Linked DNA regions of Homo sapiens: region 1 is linked to region 2. A link is an interaction called in ENCODE POLR2A ChIA-PET data of the cell type or tissue named here. Cell type or tissue: CD4-positive, alpha-beta T cell. All regions are shown on one strand. Links, peaks and the distances in the headings refer to the core of each region. The heading gives the core; the rest is flanking DNA. Region 1 overlaps ICAM5 (intercellular adhesion molecule 5). Region 2 has its middle 25 kb from the start of KEAP1.

The links. Peaks named below come from ENCODE experiments on the same cell type or tissue, not always from the same donor. Only the 100,000 strongest peaks of a DNase experiment are listed, where the experiment ranks them.
Region 1: POLR2A ChIA-PET joins it to region 2 with 10 read pairs; 3 of 35 experiments call an interaction of 5 or more read pairs at or near these places.

Annotation. Positions count from the first base shown.
Region 1 is chr19:10,291,991-10,300,310 of GRCh38, reverse strand. ICAM5 (intercellular adhesion molecule 5) reads right to left here. Exons shown (of 11, transcript NM_003259.4): 4 at 7,989-8,276; 5 at 7,445-7,699; 6 at 7,065-7,313; 7 at 6,368-6,613; 8 at 5,993-6,271; 9 at 5,671-5,910; 10 at 4,699-4,965; 11 at 3,533-3,972. The coding sequence ends at 3,695. Among named protein-coding and RNA genes, the nearest start is that of ICAM5, 6.2 kb to the right of the region's middle. RefSeq lists enhancers at 428-677, 7,512-8,320, silencers at 584-748, 7,785-7,884 and a cis regulatory region at 37-869. In CD4-positive, alpha-beta T cell, for the core only: no CTCF peak of the experiment used is centred there; DNase peaks (open chromatin) are centred at 4,670, 5,820, 7,400 and 7,860; H3K4me3 peaks cover 1,818 bases; H3K27me3 peaks cover 3,855 bases.
Region 2 is chr19:10,474,583-10,482,902 of GRCh38, reverse strand. No RefSeq gene overlaps it. Among named protein-coding and RNA genes, the nearest start is that of KEAP1, 25 kb to the left of the region's middle. RefSeq lists an enhancer at 3,591-3,660. In CD4-positive, alpha-beta T cell, for the core only: CTCF peaks have their summits at 3,678 and 3,882 (motif pointing right); DNase peaks (open chromatin) are centred at 3,772 and 7,719; H3K4me3 peaks cover 966 bases.

The DNA.
Region 1 (8,320 bases), core at 30-8,029, 180 kb after region 2:
AGGGCACAGGCAGAAAAGGTGAGGTGCTGTTAGTGGCAGGGACTGCACCTGGCTGGTGCCTTTTTGGGTGTTATACCTGGCCCCTGGCTCCAGCACCGAGCACTGGCCTGCCCTCTTGTGCCATTTCCCCGTCTCATCTTTGCTCATTACATGTTTGCATGGGACTGGCTTCCTTCTCTAGGGCTCCGTGTTCCTGCTTTTGAGGGAGGAGGGGCAGAGGAGGAGGCTGTGGGGAGGAGGCCCAGCTGCTGTGCCTTATGCTGTTGGGGATGAGGGGGGAAGGTGCCGTGTAGTGGGGGTTGCAGCGGATACCCTGTGTGTGTCTGTTCTGAATCATGATGGGCTGAGTGGAAAGGCAGGGTGGGGGTAAACTGAAGCACTGTGGGTGGACACAGGACAAAGGAGGCATTGAGGGCGGGGCAGGGGTGCCCCCTTTAACAGGGAGGACATGCTAAGGGCTGACACCCATAGCATCAGCCAGTGCCTGCCCAGGAAGGTCTCACCGAAGTCTCAGGGCAGGGGCACAACGGAGAGGGCCTCCACCCACCCTGGCAAGGCGGCCTCAGCTCTGCCGGTAACCAGGCCTGGGGGAAGCACCTAGCCCCCACCTCCAAGAGTGACCCGGATCAGAGGGCAGTGCTGGGTGGAAGAGATAAGTAGGAGGAAGGAGTGAGGCCCCCACCCCTGCCCAAGGGTGTGAAGAGAGCAGAAAACAGGCACTGAGAGAGGACGAGCTCTAGGTCACACTGAGAAAAGACAGCCAGCCGGGCCAGGCACAGTGGCTCAGGCTTGTAATTCCAGCACGTTGGGAGACCGAGGCAGGTGAATCACGAGGTCAGTAGTTCCAGACTAGCCTGACCAACATGGTGAAACCCTGTCTCTACTAAAAATACAAAAATTAGCCGGGCGTAGTGGTGGCGCGCGCCTGTAATCCCAGCTACTCAGGAGGCTGAGGCAGGAAAATCGCTTGAACGTGGGAGGCAGAGCTTGCAGTGAGCTGAGATTACACCACTGCACTCCAGCCTGGGCGACAGAGAGACTCCGTCTCAAAAAAAAAAAAAAAAGAAAAAGAAAAAGACAGCTTAGATTGTGCCTGATGCATAGTAGGTGTTCAAAAAAAGTTTTTGGATTTTTTCGTTGTTTGTTTTTAGAGACAGGGTCTGGTTCTGTCACCTGGGCTGGAGCACAATGACGATATCATAGCTGGAAGTGGCTTTGACCTCCTAGGCTCAAAGGATCCTCCTGCCTCAGCCTCCCAAGTAGCTGGGACTACAGGCATGCACCACCATGTCTGGCTAATTTTTGAAAAATACACCAGGCATGGTGGCTTACAGCTGTAATCCCAGCACTTTGGGAGACCGAGGCAGGTGGATCACCTTAGGTCAGGAGTTCGAGACCAGCCTGGCCAACATGGTGAAACCCTGTCTCTACTAAAAATACAAAAATTAGCTGGGTGTGGTGGTGCATGCCTATAGTCCCAGCTATTTGGGAAGCCAAGGCAGGGGAATTGCTTGAACCCAGGAGGCAGAGGTTGCAGTGAGCCAAGATCACACCACAGCACTCCAGCCTGGGTGACAGAGCAAGACTCCATCTCAAAAAAAAAATTTTTTTTTTGAGGCCGGGCGCGGTGGCTCACGCCTGTAATCCCAGCACTTTGGGAGGCTGAGGCGGGTGGATCTCGAGGTCAGGAATAGAGACCATCCTGGCGAACACGGTGAAATCCCATCTCTACTAAAAATACAAAAAAAAATTAGCTGGGTGTGGTGGCAGGCGCCTGTAATCCCAGCTACTTGGGAGGCTGAGGCAGGAGAATGGCATGAACCCGGGAGACGGAGCTTGCAGTGAGCAGAGATAGTGCCACTGCTGTCCAGCCTGGGCGACAGAGCGAGACTCCATCTCAAAAAAAAAAATTTTTTTTTGAAACATGTTTTTTTGTAGGGTCTCGCTATGTTGCCCAGGCTGGTCTGAAACTCGTGGGCACAAGGGATCCTCCCACCTGGGCCTCCCAAAAGTCCTGGGATTACAGGCTTGAGCCACCATGCCCAGCCCCCTCAAAAAACACTTTTTTTTTTTTTTTTTTTTTTTTGAGACAGAGTCTAGTTCTGTTGCCCAGGCTGGAGTGCAATGGCAAGATCTCTACCTCCCGGGTTCTAGCAATTCTCCTGCCTCAGCCTCACGAGTAGCTGGGATTACAGGGCGTGTGCCACTACAGCCCAGCTAAATTTTTGTATTTTTTTGTTTTTGTTTTTGGTTTTTTTTTGAGACAGAGTCTCGCTCTATTGCCCAGGCTGGAGTGCAGTGGTGCGATCTTGGCTCACTGCAACCTCTGCCTCCGGGGTTAAAGCGATTCTCCTGCCTCAGCCTCTTGAGTAGCTGGGACTACAGGCATGTGCCACCACGCCCGGCTAATTTTTGTGTTTTTAGTAGTGACGGGGTTTCACCATGTTAGCCAGGACAGTCTTGATCTTCTAACCCCATGATCCGCCCGCCTCAGCCTCGCAAAGTGCTGGGATTACAGACGTGAGCCACTTCACCCGGCCTTAATTTTTTTGTATTTTTGGTAGAGAAGGTGTTTCACCACGTTGGCCAGGGTGGTCTCGAACTCCTGACCTCAAGTGACCCCCCCCCCCCGCCTTAGTTTCCCAAAGTTCTGGGATTCAAGCGAGAGTACTGTGCTCGGCCCTGGCTAATTTTTTTTTTTTTTTTTGAGACGGAGTCTTGCTGTCTGCCAGGGTGGAGTGCAGTGGCGCGATCTCGGCTCACTGCAAGCTCTGCTCCCCGGGTTCATGCCATTCTCCTGCCTCAGCCTCCTGAGTAGCTGGGACTACAGGCGCCCGCCACCACGCTCGGCTAATTTTTTTTTTTTTTTTTTTTTTGTATTTTTAGTAGAGACGGGGTTTCACCGTGTTAGCGAGGATGGTCTCGATCTCCCGACCTCGTGATCCGCCCGCCTCGGCCTCCCAAAGTGCTGGGATTACAGGCGTGAGCCACCACGCCTGGTTTTTTTTTTAAGACGGAATCTCGCTCTGTCGCCAGGCTGGAGTTCAGTGGCACGATCTCGGCTCACTGCAACCTCTGCCTCCGGGGTTAAAGCGATTCTCCTGCCTCAGCCTCCCGAATAGCTGGGACTACAGGCGCGCACCACCATGCCCAGCTAATTTTTGTATTTTTAGTAGAGACAGGGTTTCACCATATTGGCCAGGATGGTCTCGATCTCATGACCTCGACCTCGTGATCTGGCCGCCTCGGCCTTCCAAAGTCCTGGGATTACACGCATGAGCCACCGCGACCGGCCTTGGCTAATTTTTGAAAAATATTTTTTGTAGGGTCTCCCTATGTTGCCCAGGCTGGTCTGAAACTCTTGGGTGCAAGGGATCCTCCCACCTGGGCCTCCCACAAGTCCTGGGATTACAGGCCTAAGCCACCACCCCAGGCCCTCTCAAAAATCGCTTTTTGAATGAATAACTCGGGAGGTCACGACTGGAACCCTGGGCTTGTTCCACCTTGCAGAAACAGAAGCGGAGACAGGGAGTTCCTTTATAAAAACTTTATTGAGGGGATGGGTAGAAAATGGGGGTGACGCCCTTGGAGTTGAATACATAAATAAATGAATAAGTAAATAAATAAAGCAATAAATAAGCCCCCGTGTGAGTCTGGGGGGCGTCCCCCGGCCCGCGGGGAGAGGGGAGCGGGCTCACGCCGATGTCAGCTGTATGGCGAAGACCTCGCCCTCCGCCGGCGACTCGGCCGCGCCCCCCGCCGCCTCGGGTCCGCCCTCCGCGCCTGCCGCCCCGCCAGCGCCGCCGCCCGCTCCGTTCAGACACACGGCCTCGCCTGAGCTCTCGGCCTCCTGCACGTTGTACTCGCCCTTCTTGCAGGCGGTGGACTGCACGTAGAAGGCCAGGCCGGCCCCCGCGGCCAGCAGCGCCGCGCCCCCCGCCGCGCCGCCCACGGCGACCCATAGCCACGGACCTGCGGGGTGGAGACCCTCGCGGAGGGTGGCCAAGCTCCGGGGGGCTTCTCCCACCGCCCCCCGCACTCCCACAGGCACGAAGTCAGTCCTCATGCCCCGGGGAGCTCACTGTCTGGCCTTGGGAGAAGGGAGACAACCCATGCAATAAGGCCACTCCCAGTGCCAGGGCGACCCGAGTCCCGATTTATATCGCACTTCAGCCCATGGGGATATAAACCCGTGACCACACTTAGCCCCCTGGCGACAAGTCAACTCTCCCCATCCCCCAAAAAATGAGGACCGGCAGGACCAGGTCAGGTTCCCCCGACCCCAGAGAGAACCCAGCCCCAGGAGCTTCAGGAAGTGAGAGAAGGCGATCTTGACCCCTCTCTCCCTCCAACATCCAATGACTTTGGTCCCTCCCCAATCTTCCCCACAGTGGATTGTGAATTGGGTCAAGTTTCCACCACGCAGAATCCAGCCCAAGTTTTAAAGTCCTTTCCTGCAGCAGTGACAGCCCCGGAGGGTCCCTCCCCTTGAATTCAGTCCCCCTGCCACCTCCATCTCCCACCCCTCAAAGTGCGATCAACAGCCCCACCCGCTAAGGCACCTTTGACTTCTACTCTGTCCCACTTCCGTCTAGTCTACCGGGACCGAGAGGGAGGCAGGCGGGGCCGGCCGCCCCAAGACCCAGGTCACGCCCCCTCTCAGATACCTCGCCCCGCCTCTCCCCAGCTGCCACTTACCGGCCACGCGCACCGTGATGCGCCGCGCGTGGCGCCCGTGCGCGTTGGTGGCTGCGCACTCGTACTCGCCGCCGTGGCTTCCCATGGCGCCTGCCACGCTCAGTGTGCTGTTGTTGCTCGACAGGCCGATGTTGAGGGCCCCCGGGGGCGCGCGCCAGCTGATCTGGGCTGGAGGCCAGGCCTCCGCGCGGCAGGTCAACGTGAAGTTTCCTCCTGGGCGCACGCCTCCAGGGGGCGAGGCAGCAAGTTCGGCCACCACTGGCCGGTCTGAAGGGCACAGAAGGTGAAGTGGGGCTTAGCGCCGGCCCAGCCACTGATCAAATGCCCTGCTCCGGCCCACAACGATCGATGGGAGACCACCGCGCCTCTGATGGGCAGAAGAGGATCCTGCCTCCTATCAGAGCCTCCTTCCCCGACAATCAGGCTGCTGTTGCGGCTAAAATTCCTCGCCCTTCTTCACCGAATGGAAGGAGGTGAAGCCCAGGTCAGTGTTCTAATCCAGGATTTGAGGAGGGCCGTGCTCCTATTCCCTATAATTTTCTTTTTCTGTTTTTCTAAGAAAGAGTCTCACTCTGTTGCCCAGGCTGGAGTGCAGTGGCGGGATCTCGGCTCCCTGCAACCTCTGCCTCCCAGGCTCAAGCGATTCTCCTGCCTCAGCCTCCCAAGTAGCTGGGACCACAGGCGCCCACCACCACGACCGGCTAATTTTTGTAGAGACGGGTTTTCGCCATGTTGGCCGGGCTGGTCTCGAACTCCTGGCCTCAAGTGATTCATCCGCCTCAACCTTCCAAAGTGTTGGGATTACAGACCTGAGCCACTGCGCCTGGCTAGAATTTTCATTACCCCCTGGTTTAGGCTGGAATTCCCTGTCCCCGAGAATGGGATTGGGAGAGGTGCCCTTGAATGCTCCCACCGCTGCGAGTCATTCTTCCGAGGACCGTGTCCCCTCCATCCGGTGCTGCCCCCACTCACATTCCACGCCCACAGTGACGGTCCGGGAGTCCGTGCCATGCGCATTGGTGGCCACACAGTGGTAAGTGCCCGCGTCCTCTCGGGACACGCGCTGCTGCTCAGGCCATGGGATGCCTTCCCGAGAGCAGCGCACTCCTGGGGAAGGGCGACCCCGGGCGGCGCAGGCCAGCGCGGAAGCCTCAGCCCCTTCCAGCCACGTCTGGTGACTTGGGCAGGTAGATTCATCCATCTCCGGTGGCGCTGCAAAGCAGCCATGGGGGATGTCAGGGAGTGCCTGGACCGTGGGGCACCCCTGCTCCCTACCCGCCTGGGCCTCGCTCACACTCCGCGCTCACGACGACTGTTTTGGCCACGGAGCCGTGGCGGTTGGTGGCGTTGCAGACGTAGATACCGGGTGCCAGGACTCTAGGGATTCTGGGAGCTCTGGGACTAGGGTCTGGGGGTGCCAGCGGCAGCAGCACCCCCTCAGTGGCGCCCCCGGAGCCCACGCACTTCACGCTTGGCTGTGGCTTCCCATCGACCTCACAGGAAAACAGGCGCCCAGATCCTTCCACCCATGTCCAATTGCTGGGGCAGCTCGGCTCCTCAAACCTGGGGCCATCTGGGAAACAGGATTGCAGGGGCTCACACGGGGGCCAGGAAGTCCAGCCGGGGTTGTCCCACAGATCCTGCCTAACTCCGCGGTGCCCCTACTCACATTCCACCGTGACGGCCACATTTTTGGCCGCAGAGCCCCGAGGGTTGGTGGCTTCGCAGCGGTAAGTGCCCGCATGCTCCCGGGCCACACGCAACAGCCCCTCGATGACGGCCCCGAGTTCTCCAGAGCGCACGCAGATCACATCAGGCGGCGGTACCCCGTGCGCCACACAGCTCAGCGAGGCTTCTGTTCCCTCCAGCCAAGTAATGCGTTCTGGGCAGCCCACGCTGTCCAGCGCTGGTGCGTCTGGAGGAGGGAGTGTATTGTTGGCTTTGGGGTTTGGGGGCAAATCTGACGTCCCTAGACCCTCCTTGGCGCGGCAAGGCTTCCACGAAGTGTTGTCCCTGCATAACCCTTGGACGCCGATCCAAGGAGGTGTCACGCTAGTCGAGGCATGCACTCTGTCTGGGAGCTTCCTGAGCCACCAGTGGCGCCTTTTTCGTCTAAAAACTTAAACACTCTGGACTGCCCGCCTTTCCACGACTCCGCCCAAATACCACGCCCTAGGCTAGGGGCACGCCCACCCGGTCCCTTCCATCCTCCAAGATCTTTCTCCAACCCCACTAACCAGCCTCTTCCCTTTCCCAAAACCTCACCCAAAGGGACACCTCATACCCTACTCCTACTCTTCCCTGGAGGCTGGCCACCCTCCAGACCTTGAACCAGATAGAAATGCACCCTGCGCACCCCCACTCACACTCCACCGTTAGCGTTACGTCCTTGACCGCCTCGCCTTGATCATTGGCCGCCTTGCAGCGGTAAGTGCCTGAGAGCGCCCGAGTGACTGGACCCAGCAGGCCCAGAGCCAGCACGGCCCCGCCGTCGGAGCGCGCACAGTGCACTGAGGGTTCTGGGTTCCCGCGGGCCTCGCAGCGCAGCGTCTGCTCTGGGCCCTCGGGCCACGTCCAACTCCTGGGGCAGTCCGAATCGTCTAGCCGGGGAGCGTCTGCGGGCAGGGCGTGGGGTTACAGAGGCTTAGACGTAAGAAATGGCTCCGCCTCCACGACACGGTGAGGGAGCAGGCGGGTCCTTGGAAGTCACCAGAAGGTGGGGGGCGAGGGGTTATCACCAACTCACATAGGACACGAAGCTCTGCGCTCCTGTTCTTGATCAGGGTCTCCCCGTCCACATCGAGGGTGGCGTCGCAGAAGAAGCTGCGTCTGTCGTCGTTCTCGGTGGCATTTAGCTGAAGCTGGGCGGGCTGCCCCGGGACCGCGGCTGGAACTCCCTCCAGTGTGACCAGAGCTTGGGCCCCAGCTGCGCAGGTTACTGTCACCATCTGCCCCTCGGAGACGCTGGGTTCGCTCAGGGTCAGGAGTGGTGCCGGGAAGCCTGGGGGCGGAGCATTTGGTCGTAGTATACTGACCATACCCCTCCCTCCGGTCAAGGCCCGCCCCTTATCTGCCCGAATCCTCGGGGTGCTGAGAACGAACTAGGGTACGGCGCCCCGCCTCTCAGGCTGTACAGGCTCCTCCTCCCCAGCGATTACGTCTCCGCCCCCACCTGCCCCGCCCCTCGGGCCACGCCTGTTCCGGTACTGAGGTCCCGCCCACTCTTCGCCCCGCCTTCGCATTCCTCTGGTCCCACCTCGGAGCCGCGGAGACCCCGCCTCCTTCCTTACTGTAGATGGTCACGTTCTCCCGGGTCTCCCGGTTTTCGCCCCCCAGGGTGACGTTGCAGACCAGCTGCCTGGCACCCTCCTGCTCTGCGCTAGCTGTGGCTGTGGCAGTGGCCACGAATGCGTCCCCTTCGAGGGTGACATCAGGACTCAGATTCTGGTCCCCCAGTGCGAGGTAGACCCTGGCCTCTGAGGCTGGAAACAGTCCGTCCAGAGTGCAGCTCACGGGCCTTTCCGAGCCAACTTCCAAGAGCCGGGGAGCAGCGAGGCGCGGGGCATCCGGAGACAGGGCTAGGGGTCGAAGAACCAAGTTTGAACTAACTCCGAGCGCTCAA
Region 2 (8,320 bases), core at 8-8,007:
TGAGATTACAGGCGTGAGCCACCGCGCCCGGCCTGTGGTGCCACCTTTTATTTATTTATATTTATTTTATTTATTTTATTTTTTTTGAGACGGAGTCTGGCTCTGTCACCCAGTTTGGGGTGCAGTGGCGCAATCTCGGCTCACTGCAAACTCCGCCTCCCGGGTTCACGCCATTCTCCTGCCTCAGCCTCCCGAGTAGCTGGGACTACAGGCGCCTGCCACTACGCCGGGCTAATTTTTTGTATTTTTAGTAGAGTTGGGGTTTCACCGTGTTAGCCAAGATGGTCTTGATCTCCTGACCTCGTGATCCGCCCGCCTCGGCCTCTCAAAGCGCTGGGATTACAGGCGTGAGCCACCGCGCCCGGCCGGTGCCACCTTTTAAAGCAGGAACACTCTTTTTAGACTACATGTCCCAGGATCCTCCGGGATTAAGCAATTATCTTGATAAGGGTGGTAAGAAAAGGAAACCGAATCTCCTAGTGCCAACTTCAGTTGCCTCAGCCTTCATTTACGCTCAGCTTCAGGGGCCTGAAAGACTAATAATTACATTACCCAAGAAGTTGGTTTATTTTTCCCTCAAGTCTCAACTATCCTACATGGGGTCTCTTTTATTTCTACCCTACATCCGTCTACTCCTCACATGTCATCCTACCTGGCCGTCTCTCAGTTTATTTTTTTATTTTTATTTATTTTTTCGAGACAGAGTGACTCTGTTGTCCAGGCTGGAGGGCTATGGCCAGATCAAGGCTCACTACTACAGGCATGACCTCCCAGTTTTAAGTGATCCTCCCACCTCAGTCTTTCAAGTAGCTGGGACCACAGGTGTACGCCACCAAGCAGGCTATGTTGCCCAGGCTGGTCTTGAACTCCTGACCTCAAGAGTTTCTCCTGCCTCAGCCTCCCAAAGGGCTGGGATTATAGGCATAAGCCAAAGCACCTGTCCCCCTTCACTCAGTTATTTTATTTTTTATTTTTTTTGAGATGGAGTCTCGCTCTTTCTCCCAGGCCGGATTGCAGTGCCGCTATCTCGGCTCACTGCAAGCTCCGCCTCCCAGGTTCATGCCAGTCTCCTGCCTCAGCCTCCCGAGTAGCTGGGACTACAGGTGCCCGCCACCGCGCCCGGCTAATTTTTTGTATTTTTAGTAGAGACGGGGTTTCACCGTGTTAGCCAGGATGGTCTCGATCTCCTGACCTCATGATCCGCCCTCCTCGGCCTCCCAAAGTGCTGGGATTACAGGCGTGAGCCACGGCACCTGGCCTTTCACTCGATTAATCTTTATGAATATTTTAAGTTTCCCTTTCTTTTTTTTGAGACGGAGTCTCGCTCTGTCGCCCAGGCTGGAGTGCAGTGGCGCGATCTCAGCTCACTGCAAGCTCCGCCTCCCAGGTTCACGCCATTCTGCTTCAGCCTCCCGAGTAGCTGGGACTACAGGCATCAGCCACCTCGCTCAGCTAATTTTTTGTATTTTTTTTTTAGTAGAGACGGGGTTTCACCATGTTGGCCAGGATGGTTTCGATCTCCTGACCTCCTGATCTGCCCTCCTTGGCCTCCCAAAGTGCTGGGATTACAGGCATGAGCCACCCCCCAGCCTCTTTTTTTTTTTTTTTTTTTTTTTTTTTTTTTTGAGACAGAGTTTCGCTCTTGTTACCCAGGCTGGAGTGCAATGGTGTGATCTTGGCTCACTGCAACCTCTGCCTCCCCGGTTCAAGCAATTCTCCTGCCTCAGCCTCCCGAGTAGCTGGGATTACAGGCATGCACCACCACGCCTGGCTAATTTTGTATTTTTAGTAGTGACGGGGTTTCTCCATGTTGGTCAGGTTGGTCTCGAACTTCTGACCTCAGGTGATCTGCCCACCTCGGCCTCCCAAAGTGCTGGGATTACAGGCGTGAACCACCGTGCCTGGCCCTTAAGTTTCCTTTTTTTTTTTTTTTTTTTTTTTTGAGACGGAGTCTCGCTCTGTCGCCCAGGCTGGAGTGCAGTGGCGCGATCTCGGCTCACTGCAAGCTCCGCCTCCCGGGTTCACGCCATTCTCCTGCCTCAGCCTCCCAAGTAGCTGGGACTACAGGCGCCCGCCACTACGCCCGGCTAATTTTTTGTATTTTTAGTAGAGACGGGGTTTCACCATTTTAGCCGGGATGGTCTCGATCTCCTGACCTCGTGATCCGCCCGCCTCAGCCTCCCAAAGTGCTGGGATTACAGGTGTGAGTGAGCCACCGCACCTGACATTTTTTTTAAAATGTAAATCTGTGTGGAAGTGTCTCAAAAATTAATATTGCCTCAGTGAATGAAATAATCAGAGACTTGTTTTGTCTGCCTTAACTGAGTATATATAAAAGTTGTTTTAAAATTTTGTATTTGACCGGGCGCGGTGGCTCACACCTGTAATCCCAGCACTTTGGTAGGCCGAGGTGGGCGGATCACGAGGTCAGGAGATCGAGACCATCCTGGCTAACACGGTGAAACCCCGTCTCTACTAAAAATACAAAAAATTAGCCGGGCGTGGTGGCAGGCACCCATAGTCCCAGCTACTCGGGAGGCTGAGGCAGGAGAATGGCGTGAACCCGGGAGGCAAGAAAAAAAAATTGTTGTTGACTGGCAAATTCTTTTTATTTATTTATTCTTTTTGAGATGGAGTCTCACTCTGTTGCCCAGGCTGGAATGCAGTGGTGTGATCTCGGCTCACTGCAACCTCCACCTGCTGGGTTCAAGCGATTCTCCTACCTCAGCCTCCTGAGTATCTGGGATTACAGGCCCATACCGCCACTCCCGGCTAATTTTTGTATTTTTTAGTAGAGGCGGGTTTTCACCATGTTGGCCAGGCTGGTCTCGAACTCCTGATCTTATATGATAACCTCGGCCTCCCAAAGTTCTGGGATTATGGGCGTGAGCCACTGCGCCCGGCCCTAAATGATTTCTCATGTGGCATAGTGAGTTCCTTCATCAGCTAGTTTCGGTTTCTTCCCATCTTCATGGGGTGAGCTGAGTCTTTTGCCTTCCCGTCTGCTCAATTGGGGGCAAGGGAGCACAGGGGGGTCTTTGGGCCTTCTATCTATGGGTGCCACAGAAGCGTTTGCAGGGGTCGGCCTTAAACTGGAAAGGAGGAAGGGACTGATCTCAGAAAAAGGGGGGATGACAGATGCCTTCTGAGTGTGGGGAGGACAACGATAGGAAACACTCTGGAAACGGGGAACAGCACCAGGCCCCTTCTCGGGAAGAAGAAACAACGCTGGGGAGCCTTGAGGAAGGGGGGACGGCTCTGGCTCTGGGGTCTCCTCAGGAGGGGATAATGGCATGGGGGTCCCCGCCAGAAAGAGGGGATGATGTCCGGGTTTCCCGCGGGAAGAAAGGACAATGCGGTGCTGGCCATCAGGACAGGGTAGTGACAGCAGGGTCCCCTCAAGAAGGGCGGATGACGCCAGGATCCCCCTCAGGAAGTGAGGACGACTCTGGGGTCACTCAGAAAAAAAGGGATGACGCCAAGTGTCCCCTTCTGGAACGGGCGACTGGTGTCAGGATATTCTCAGGAAAAGAAGGACGACGCTGGGGTCTGCCGAAGAGACTAGGAACGACGCTGGGGCCACTCTCAAGACGTTGTGAGGCCTGGATCCCCTCAACCGCTTCGGGGTCCGGGGCTCCCGCTATCGCTCTAGCGCCTTTGGCTCCGCACGCCTCACTTCGCTCAGCTCTCGGCTTCCACCAGCGAGGCGACCGCGCCTCTCATTGGCTGCCTTTTCAAGTGATGACAATTACACCAGCCAATCGTAGTCGGGAAAAAAACTCCCGCTCGTTCTCGCCTCGCCTCCCCCCTCGTTCTGCGAGTGCGCTGGGTCCCTATTCTGCTGTAGCCCGCCCCCCCGCCCCTTAGCCCTACTCTAGGGGGCGCTCACGGGCTCCGACTCCCAGCCCTACCTCCTTCCCTGCCTATGCCTGTGACCCTTTTTATAATAATAGTACTTACTTAATAGGGCTGTTGTGAGCATTTACCTCGATGATTTACGTAAAACAAACAGTGCTTGTCACATAACAACCTCTCGGTAAACCTAAGCTATTGTTATTTGGATTTTACAATGGGGGAAACTGAGGCATGGTTTCCCCCCTTGGCCAGTAACCTGCCCAGACTAACCCAGCCATTAACTTGGCTGAGTTGGAGCCAAAATCCAGGAAAGCTGAATCTAGAATCTGTGTGCTTATCCACCACGTTTTTGTGCCTCCCAGATAATAAATACCAGATGTTTTTCATTTCCCCTGATTATAAAATAACTTTCTGATTATAAAAGTAATATAGACTGGGTGCAGTGACTCACGCCTGTAATCCCAACACTGAGGCAGGAGGATCGCTTGAGCCCAGGAGTTTGAGACCAGCTTGGGCGACATAGTGAGAACCCATCTTTACAAAAAGTTTTTTTAAGTAGCTGGGGGCAGGGGCAGGTGCCTGTCAGCTATTTGGGAGGCTGAGGCAGGAGGATTGCTTGAGCCTGAGAGGTCGAGACTGCAGTCAGCTGTGATTGCACCACTACACTCCAGTCTGGGTGACAAATGAGACCCTGTCCCAATCAATCGATCATCAATGAATGTAATATATGCTCATTGCAAAATGTTCAGAAAATGTCAAAGACTACACAAGACACAGATCTTTCTTTTTTAAAAAATTATTTTAGTATTTATTGATCATTCTTGGGTGTTTCTCGGAGAGGGGGATTTGGCAGGGTCATAGGACAATAGTGGAGAGAAGGTTAGCAGATAAACATATGAACAAAGGTCTCTGGTTTTCCTAGGCAGAGGACCCTGCGGCCTTCCGCAGTGTTTGAAGACACAGATCTTTCTTAATCCCACCACTGGAGACACTGTGAATATCTGGATGGGTAACTGCCTTTTCTCTGCATGTTACTTTTCAGTAGGATCATATAATACAGAATATTTTGAAACCTGCTGTTCTGACTGTGAATATCTCTGGCCATTTCAATAAACATAGATCCACCTGATTTTTTTTTTTTTTTTTTTTTTTTGGAGACGGAGTCTTGCTCTGTTGCCCAGGCTGGAGTGCAGTGGCACAATCTCGGCTCACTGCAACCTCGGCCTCCTGGGTTCAAGCAGTTCTCCTGCTTCAGCCTCCCGGGTAGCTGGGACTATAGGCGCATACTGCCACGCCCGTCTAATTTTTTGTATTTTAGTAGAGACAGGGTTTCACTGTGTTGCCCAGGCTGGTCTCGAACTCCTGAGCTCAGGCAATCCACGAGCCTCGGTCTCCAAAAGTGCTAGGATTACAGGCGTAAGTCACTGCGCCCAGCCCACTTGATCATTTTTAATGGTTGCATATTATTCCATCATATAGGTGAAAAGTAATTTAATAACTCCTTAATAGTGGTCACCTGGATTATTAATAATTCTTCACTATTCTGACCAAGGAGAATAGAGACATTTTTTACTTTAGATATTTGAGCATTTGCATCTTTGCATCTTTTTTTTTTTTTTTTTTTTAGACAGTCTCACTCTGTCACCCAGGCTGGAGGGCAACGGCACGATCTCGGCTCACTGCACCCTCCACCTCATGGGTTCAAGCGATTCTCCCACCTCAGCCTCTGGAGTAGCTGGGATTACAGGCACCCACCATCATGCCTGGCTAATTTTGTTATTTTTGTGGAGATGAGGTTGGTTTCACCATGTTGGCCAGGCTGGTCTTGAACTCCTGACCTCAGGTGATCCTCCCACCTTGGCCTCCCAAAGTACTGGGATTACACGCATGAGCCACCGTGCCTGGCCAAGCAGTTGCATCTTTAAAAAAATATTTTTTGGCCAGGCACGGTGGCTCATGCCTGTAATTCCAGCACTTTGGGAGGTCGAGGCGGGTGGATCATGAGGTCAGCAGCTCGAGACCAGCCTGGCCAAGATGGTGAAACCCTGTTTCTACTAAAAATACAAAAATTAGTCGGGCGTCATGGCGCATCCCTGTAGTCCCAGCTACCTGGGAGGCTGAGGCAGGGGAATTGCTTGAACCCGGAAGGCAGAGGTTGCGGTGAGCTGAGATCGTGCCATTGCACTCCAGCCTGGGCGACAAGAGCGAAACTCCGTCTAAAAAAAAAAAAAAATTTTTGGCCGGGCACTGTGGCTAACGCCTGTAATCCCAGCACTTTAGGAGGCCAAGGCGGGCGGATCACCTGGGGTCAGGAGTTCAAGACCAGCCAGGACAACATGGTGAAACCCCATCTCTACTAAAAATAAAAAAATTAGCCGGGCGTGGTGGTGGGTGCCTGCAGTCCCAGCTACTTGGGAGGCTGAGGCAGGAGAATCGCTTGAACCCGGGAGGCCGAGGTTGCAGTGAGCCAAGATCACACCATTGCACTCCAGCCTGGGCAACAAGAGTGAAACATTGTCTCAAAAAAAAAATTTTTTTTAGAAACATGTCTCAGGTCTAGGTGCGATGGTTGACACCTGTAATCCCAGCACTTTGGGGGGGCGAGGCAGGAGGATCGCTTGAGTCCAGGAGTTTGAGAACAGCCTGGGCAACATGGCGAGACTCCATCTCTACAAAAGAGCAAAAAAAAAAAAAAAAAAAAATTTAGCCTGGCATGGTGGCAGATGCTTCTAATACCAGCTACTTGGGAGGCTGAGTTGGGAGGATCACCTGAGCCTAAGGAGGTTGAGTCTGCAATTAGCCACTGCAGCCTGGAGCCTGGATAACAGAGTGAGATCTTGTCTCGAAAGAAAGAAAAGAAAGAAGGAAGGAAGGAAGGAAGGAAAGAAGGAAGGAAGGAAGGAGAGAAAGAAAGAAAGAAAGAAAAAGAAAGAAAGAAAGAAAGAAAGAAAGAAAGAAAGAAAGAAAGAAAGAAAGAAAGACAGACAGACATGTCTCACTATGTCACCCAGGCTGGTTTTGAATTCCTAGGCTTAAATGATCCTCCCACCTCAGCCTCCAAAAGTGCTGAGATTCCAGGCAAGAGCCACTGCGCCCAGCTGGTTATGTTTTTGATAAATATTGTCAGACCATTCCTGGAAAGCTGTATGTTCTAGCTTGCACGAACAGAAATGAGCTGTGAAAATGCTTTGCAAAAGAAAATAAAAAATAAATGTCTTATTTTGATTTGCATTGACTTTTTTTTGTTGTTGTTTGAGATGGAATTTCACTCTTGTTGCCCAGGCTGGAGTGCAGTGGCATGATCTCAGCTCACTGCAACCTCCACCTTCCAGGTTCAAGGGACTATCCTGCCTCAGCCTCCCGAGTAGCTGGGATTACAGGTGCCCGCCACCACGTCCAAAGTGCTGGGATTACAGGCGTGAGCCACCACACCTGGCCGGCACTGACACGTTTTTATGCTGTTAGAGAGGGAGAAATACTACCTACATCTCAAGATTTCGTGCACCTGAAATAACATAAAAGTATGGGGACAGCTATCACTGTTGAACAGGCACTGGGTGAAGCGAGGTCCTCGTCTTATTTCCTCGAATTTTCTCCATATTGTGCGATCTCATCCCAGCCCTCAGTTTCTTCAATTGCAAAATGGAACCAATGCTAGTCCATATCTCAAGAACAGCTGGAGAGTCAATGAGATAATCTTAAAAAGTTTAGCACAGGATAGAGCCCTCTAAAGTCTGGGAGAGGCGGAGCCATTTGCTCAAGACCAGTACCAGGAAGCCTGCAAGCCTTGATGTCAATTTCAGATAATGAACCGACTCCACTCCTTCCCCAGGTTCCCCTGGCCTCCTTCAGATTACGTGGCCTCCCTGCTGTGCCCCACTGCCCTTGTTCACCTTTGCTGGAAAAAAGGTGAATTCCCCACCCTGGAGAGCCAGCTGATGGTCATGTGTCATTGCCATTTTTTTTTTTTTTTTTTTTTTTGAGACAGAGTTTCACTCTTGTTGCCCAGGCTTGAGTGCAATGGCACAATCTCCACTCACTGCAACCTCTGCCTCCCGGGTTCAAGCGATTCTCCTGCCTCAGCTTCCTGAGTAGCTGGGACTACAGGTGTGTGCCACCATGCCTGGATAAGTTTTGGGGTTTTAGAGAGACGGGGTTTCTCCATGTTGGCCAGGTTGGTCTCGAACTCCTGACCTCAGGTGATCCACCGGCCTCGGCCTTCCAAAGTGCTGGGATTACAGGCGTGGGCCACCGCACCCGGCCATCACTGCCATTTTTGACCCATATTTTCAGTCTGTCCCAATACAGGAGGTGTTCCGAACATCACATCTGCCCTTTTTTTAAAAAAATTTTTTTTTTTTGAGACGGAGTCTTGCTGTCGCCCAGGCTGGAGTGCAGTGGCATGATCTCGGCTCACTGCAGGCTCCACCCCCCGGGGTTCACGCCACTCTCCTGCCTCAGCCTC